2 separate regions of the Mus musculus genome follow, and region 1 is linked to region 2. Evidence: chromatin loops called from intact Hi-C (ENCODE). Cell type or tissue: left cerebral cortex. All regions are shown on one strand. Each heading gives the region's core, and the rest is flanking DNA. Links, peaks and the distances in the headings are about the cores only. Region 1 holds the start of Acbd3 (acyl-Coenzyme A binding domain containing 3). Region 2 holds the start of Lin9 (lin-9 homolog (C. elegans)).

Region 1 (2,901 bases), core at 219-2,718, 85 kb before region 2:
AATTAAAAATTCTTAAAAAATAAAAAAGAGAGAGAGAGTTAAAGTTGGTTTGTCCCTGTTTCTTGCAGCTTATGTTATTAAAATGCAAGTTCCAAAAATTAACTTTTAAGGGCAAGCACTGCTATGTGAACTGTACAGAAACCAGTGGATTCGCATTTATTTACGACAAACTCTAAAATCAAATCGGCGACTCAAGAGTTAAAGTGATCCTAAACTCATTACCACACAGGAAAGGCTGAACTCCTCCAGCCATGGCAAAGAACAGCTCAAGGGTAAACTTTAAAATACTATGAATTTAGAGTAACCATTTATTGTTCTGGAAAGTTTCATAGAATCTCACCTAGTTTGCACAATGAAAGTTGATTTAAAAATAAAACTACCTTCACACGGGTCACTACAGTGAACAACTCAACTTTAGCTGGTGAACTAGGCAATCCGAAAGCCCTAACTCTGGGAAGCTTGTCATAAATATGGGGTTCTAGAATGCAGGTGGAACCTAGCAACCCCTTTAAAGTTTCATTTGCCCTTATCTTGCTTTGTTTTCCCACGCAAGAACCTAAATAGCCTTTAAGAATCAGACTATGAGTCAAGCTCTTTCCCACTGACCAAATCTTGTGACTGTTACCTCCAGTATTAACTAGAGAAGAAAAAAGGCAGGAAATCACCGCACATCACAATTTTGTTTTAAGAAACAGTAGAGAGAGAGAGAGAGAGAGAGAGAGAGAGAGAGAGAACGAGAACTTCGCGCTTTAGTCTTCATCATTCACTTCCATGGTAGAATTTCCTAGCCACTTAGAAGTTACTAGAACACAGTGGCCATCACTTACTCACTCAGGCAAAAGGGAATAAATGAACTTAGTATTTTACTTCATCCTTCGCCACATCCCTATCGCCTAATGATCATGTCCCACACACGCTCACGGTTTACAAGGCTAGAAAAGGGATGTGTGGGACCCAATACAATTTTCTTCCACTAAGATAGTTTTTTTTTCTCTCTTTAAAAATCGCTTCGATGTTGTCGTGAGCCGTGAAAAACCGATACATAACAAAAAGGCGAAATCCATCCCAGAATAGGAGCCCCGGGGAGCGCGCGCTCCTGTCCACTCTAGCTCGTGGAAACCAGAAAACTTAAACCAGGTGGAACGCCCCAGCAACTAGGCGACACGGGCTGCTAAACCAGGGTTCTAGGTCTCTCAGGGGTGTGACCAGGGGCCGGACCGGCAGTGACAAACTCTCGGTGCCACCAAGGACGGACCGGCGCTCCGGTCACCCCGGCCTAGCTCGGGTGGGTGGGGCAGGCATGGCCGGCCCGCAGTCCCGCAGGGGCGAGTGACCCGCTCACTTTTGTAGAAGCGCAGCGCCAGGCCGTAAAGCTCCTCCAGGCCAAAGCCCCAGTGCTGCTCCATCCGCCGCGCCTCCTCGGCCGCGCCCTCAGCCGCCGCCTCCCCGGGCTCCCGCTGCTGCCCCGAGGCGCCGGAGCCCAGTCCATTCCCCGGGGCCGAGGACGGCGGCGTCTGCGGCGGGGCCCCCTCCGCGCCGGGCCTCTCCTCCGAGTCCGGGCTCAGCGTGAGACCGTCGAGCGACACCTCGAGCTGCTCTACGTTCAGCTGCGCCGCCATCTCCGCTCGCAGCGCCTCCTCGGCGGGGACAGGCGGCGGCCACGTATCGACTTCCTGCTGACCTCTCACCTCCGCTCGCCGACACCGGAACTTCCGCCGCCAAGGCGGCTGGGGTTTGAAAGCGCCGGGTGCCCCGCCCCCGAGCGTGTGGGCCACGCCCTCCCGTGCCCTCGGCTTGCTGGGGACCTCACGCCCCTCTCGGAGAGAGGCTCACCCCACCGCCGTGGCCGTCCCAGGGAGCCGGGACGTCCCGTGGGGTTCGTGGCGGTCCGCGTTGGTCGGGGGTGTGTGAGGTGAACCCCAAGCAGCGGTGTTGGGGGTGGCTGCTGGTCGCGTCCGACCCTGCAGGGGACAACTGCAGAGACATCTGTGCAGAGTCGCTGTTGGGAAGTTGCAGGCCAGTTACGGAGTCTCTTGCAACTGCCAGACGGTCAGAGCAACTGCCGTCTTCATTTTAAAGTAGAAATCAGGCTTTCGTCCCCTGCAGTGTTTGTCCTCTCCCTTAATTTATGTTCGTTCTCCTAAGGGAGGGAACGGTTGACTATTTTATTTTTTGCTATGTAGCTCAGGCTGACTTTGAACTCACTCGTTAGCTCAGGTTGCCCTTGGTCCTCCTGCCTTAATCTCCCGAGGGCTTTGACTACATGTGCAAGCCATCAGGACTAGCAATAAGGACAGCATGAGGCCAATTCAGCTATCCATGCCACGAAAGTGTAGGACCAGAAGACAGAATCTCTGCAGTGTCGGGTATAAGAAAGTAGGAGGTAGTTAAGGAGAAACAGCCAGAGTACATAGCACTCTCCTTTCTGTTTGCTTTTGTTTTTTTTGAGACATGGTTGTAAGCTACATAGCCCTGGCTGTCCTGTCACTATGAAGGTCAGACCAGACTAGCCTCAAACTCATAGAAACCCACCTCCCTCTGTTCTCGAGTGCTGTATTCTGGGATTTTTGGTTCCGTAGCAGAGTCTTCCAATTCATTAAAAGTGAAAAATTGTAAGATTTTCATGCATACACTGGGCAAGCACTCCAGCTTAGGGCTCTTTCATTGAGCTGAATGAATGGATGAAAGCACACTTCAATTACATACAGTATCAGTTCAGCTCAACATGATTTAAGGACTACCTTGTATATCATATACTATGGAAAATACAAAGGACAGTAGTCGTGTCCTACCCCTCGGCATCATGGTCCAGGAGGTGAGTCCGTGCCAGAGCACAATAGTATGGCCAGGCTGCTGGAAGGTACCTTCTGCCTCAGCACCTGTGAGCGGGTTCCCTAGCTT
Region 2 (2,901 bases), core at 251-2,750:
CCTGCGAACCTTTCGTTGACCAAGGGCTACAAATACACACCACAGAGTACGTGTTGCTTCAAGACCATTTTGTAACTAAAATGCCTTTTAATAATGTGTGCAATATGAAAATTACAAAATTGTTCCCTTGTCCTTAGGTCGCAGAGTAGCTGGCTTTACTGTCTGCGGACAGGTGAACATCCGTCTCAGAGGTTGTGAGTATAGAAGGAGAAGTGAGGCAGTGAACAGGGGTGGGTGTCAGGCAGAATAACATACTTATATGGGCTGCGGTGCTCACATCCGTGTGTAATGCCCACCCCACAGTCTAGAGACACATCCACTCAGGAGGGAGACTGGGAATGGGGCTACCTCGGCACTGTATCCCGGCTGGATCATCTCCGGAAAGGTCCAGGGCCACCTGTAGTCCCAGGGGAAGGGGCCAAGCCTGTGTGACACGGAAGAAAACACTTCCAGGATGGACGCGGGGGGTCGGGGGGAGCGATCACAAGTGCCTGCAGAAGCAGGAGCCGTCAGAGGATCAGATCGGAGGCCCGGGGCACCAAGAGGGGCTGTGTCCCCGGTGCCCAGCCCGAGCCCTCCCGGCCCCCGGCCGGCGAGTTACATAACCGGGCGGGCGAGGAGGACGGCGCCCGCAACTGGGGGGCCGCTCTTCGCCCACCCCGGCCGGCGACAGCAGTCGCTCCGGGAGAGCAGCCGCCGACTCCGTCAGGACAGGCTGGACTCCCGGGCTTTCGGTTTCCGGCGCTGGCGCTCGCACAACCCCAGAAACAGACACACAAGACACCATAACAAAGGCGGCGACGCGGCGGCAGCGCCTGAGGAGGAAGGCCGGGGACTGCGGTGGGCTGGCGGCCATCCCACCTGCCCGGCAACCGGACTCGGCCGGTGCGACCCCGGGACGGGCAACCGGCGGGAAGGAGGGCTGCTCTGAGACGCTACTTACTCTCGTCAGGCAACTGGTCGAGCTCCGCCATCTTGAACGAGCCGCGCCGCTTTTTCAAAGGCTGCCCGCCCCGGTGCATTGTGGGGCGGAGACTGTCTGCGAGGGAGGTTCGAATGAGGAGCTCGCGGCCCGCGGCGCCTGCTCCCGCCAGGCCGTCCGGCTCCGCCCGAGCCCGGCGGGAGGGGGCCTCGGGGCCTCGCCCGCACCCCGGGCCGGGCCCGGAGGAGGACAGGGGACGCCTCGCCGAGAGGCCCGGTAGGGCCGAGCGCGGGGGGCGCGGCGCCAGCACCGATGCGCCCGCCCGCGCCGCCCCCCTCGCCTGCGCTCGCTCCCGGCGCGCGGCCCGCGCTGCGGCTGCGGGAACTGCAGGCCGGTTCCCGAGGGGAGCGGGACGCAGGCCCGGGCCGGTGGCGCGGCGGACGAGACCTGGGTTCCTGGTCGCTTGGCACGGAGGGGGCTCTGCCCAAAGTAACGTGGACTCGGCTCCCCAGATCGCGTTTCTCCGGCGCCCCGGCCCCTGCCCTTCCCCCCCACCGAGTGCCCGGGCCGCGGCGTCCGCTTCGCCTGCAGGTCACGGACGCGGGGTCCGGGCGGCCCGGGCCGGAACCTGAGCTGCGAGCGGCCGGGACGAGACCTTGAGAGGTCACCAAGTTGGTGTAGGCCGAGGGCTAGTGAACTGTCCTGCTTTCTTTCTCTAATGCGCTCCACCCGAGACCGGTAGTGAGCTGGGAGCCTCACAGTGACTAAGGATGCTTGGGGAAGACACAAGTGACACTAGCCAAGTGTAATGAAACTGGATGGGGATTCCTCCCTTGCTGAAAGAAGCCGGGAAAGATTTCACGGTTCCCATCTGTAACACTTTCTAGTATTTAAACCACGGTGGCTTTTCAACTACTATTTTTACAAGCGTGGTTGATCTCCGGGGTGGGTCTATTCTCCAGGGATTTATGAGGAGGGGGTAGTCGGCGAATGGAGAATTTAAAACAAAACAAAAACGAGTGGATGAGTGACTTCCACAAACTAAAAAGTTTAAAGATGGTTCAGTGAGGTGAGAGCAGATCTAGACAGGCCAGCCCAGGCTAAGTTGGGCTTGGTAAAAAGAATAAAGCGAGGTCTTAAGTAGTACGAAGGGCAGGCTTTCATTTCTTTTCTAGAACACATTCAAGAATGTGAGGCACAGGTTGGAGAAAGACAAGATGAGACTCTTGGGCGAGCAATAGAGTGGAAGACTTCAGGCTCAGGAAAAGGGCAGCAGGCTGTGAAAGTTAAGGGTGCAACTTGGGCTGCTACTTGTATCAGTCCCAGGCAAGCTTAATACTTGTGCTTCAACTTCTCCTCAGTAAAATGCAGGCAAAAATTCCACTCTTGCTTAATGAGTGGAAAGAACTTATAATGGCTCCTTGCAGCCAGCTGTTTGCTGCTACAGCCTCCAGTTTATAGACAGTAGGGAGTACCGCTGAATCTGGGGTGGAGGGAGGGGCAGGATGGAAAATCCACCTTTCGAGAGGTGAGGGGAAAGACTAGTGCGAGCAAGAGAAGCACATGGGTGCTGGCCCTTCTGGGCCCAGGGTAAGTGGGGGAGGAGGTGGGCGGGAAGTAAAACGTTGTAACAAAGTAACCTAGCCTTCTGAGAGAATCTAACCCCCCCTGAGCCTTCTGAACACATTCAGACCAGCCTGCCTCGTAACAGGAAACTGGTCCTGCTTGGGACTTGGGTGTCTTCATCAATTTGAAAATGAGATCGGGCATAATTTAACTCTCTGAGAATAAAAGAGCAGCAATCAACATGGAGGAAGCTGAGAGAGAAGAGAGAGGCAAGAATGGTGAAACCTAGTAGACAGGTGTTGTCAGATCAGAGCAAGTCAGATTTTACTCAGAGGCAGTTTTCATACATTTTTCACTACCTTGGTTTCTCTCTAATGTAACAGCATGTGTTAATCCATTTATGCTTCTGAGAC

Evidence for each region. A loop is a pair of places that touch in the nucleus more often than their neighbours do. Peaks named below come from ENCODE experiments on the same cell type or tissue, not always from the same donor. Only the 100,000 strongest peaks of a DNase experiment are listed, where the experiment ranks them.
Region 1: a loop joins it to region 2, with 2.3 times the contacts of the local background. A loop is called at or near these places in 2 of 42 quality-filtered maps.

The regions. Positions count from the first base shown.
Region 1 is chr1:180,724,820-180,727,720 of GRCm38, reverse strand. It overlaps Acbd3 (acyl-Coenzyme A binding domain containing 3), which reads right to left and starts at 1,678. Exons shown (of 8, transcript NM_133225.3): 1 at 1,343-1,678. The coding sequence starts at 1,619. In left cerebral cortex, for the core only: a CTCF peak has its summit at 1,700; DNase peaks (open chromatin) are centred at 1,252 and 1,698; H3K4me3 peaks cover 2,156 bases; H3K27ac peaks cover 1,388 bases.
Region 2 is chr1:180,639,440-180,642,340 of GRCm38, reverse strand. It overlaps Lin9 (lin-9 homolog (C. elegans)), which reads right to left and starts at 1,191. Exons shown (of 15, transcript NM_001103182.2): 1 at 944-1,191. The coding sequence starts at 1,022. In left cerebral cortex, for the core only: a CTCF peak has its summit at 1,302; DNase peaks (open chromatin) are centred at 1,006 and 1,608; H3K4me3 peaks cover 1,762 bases; H3K27ac peaks cover 644 bases.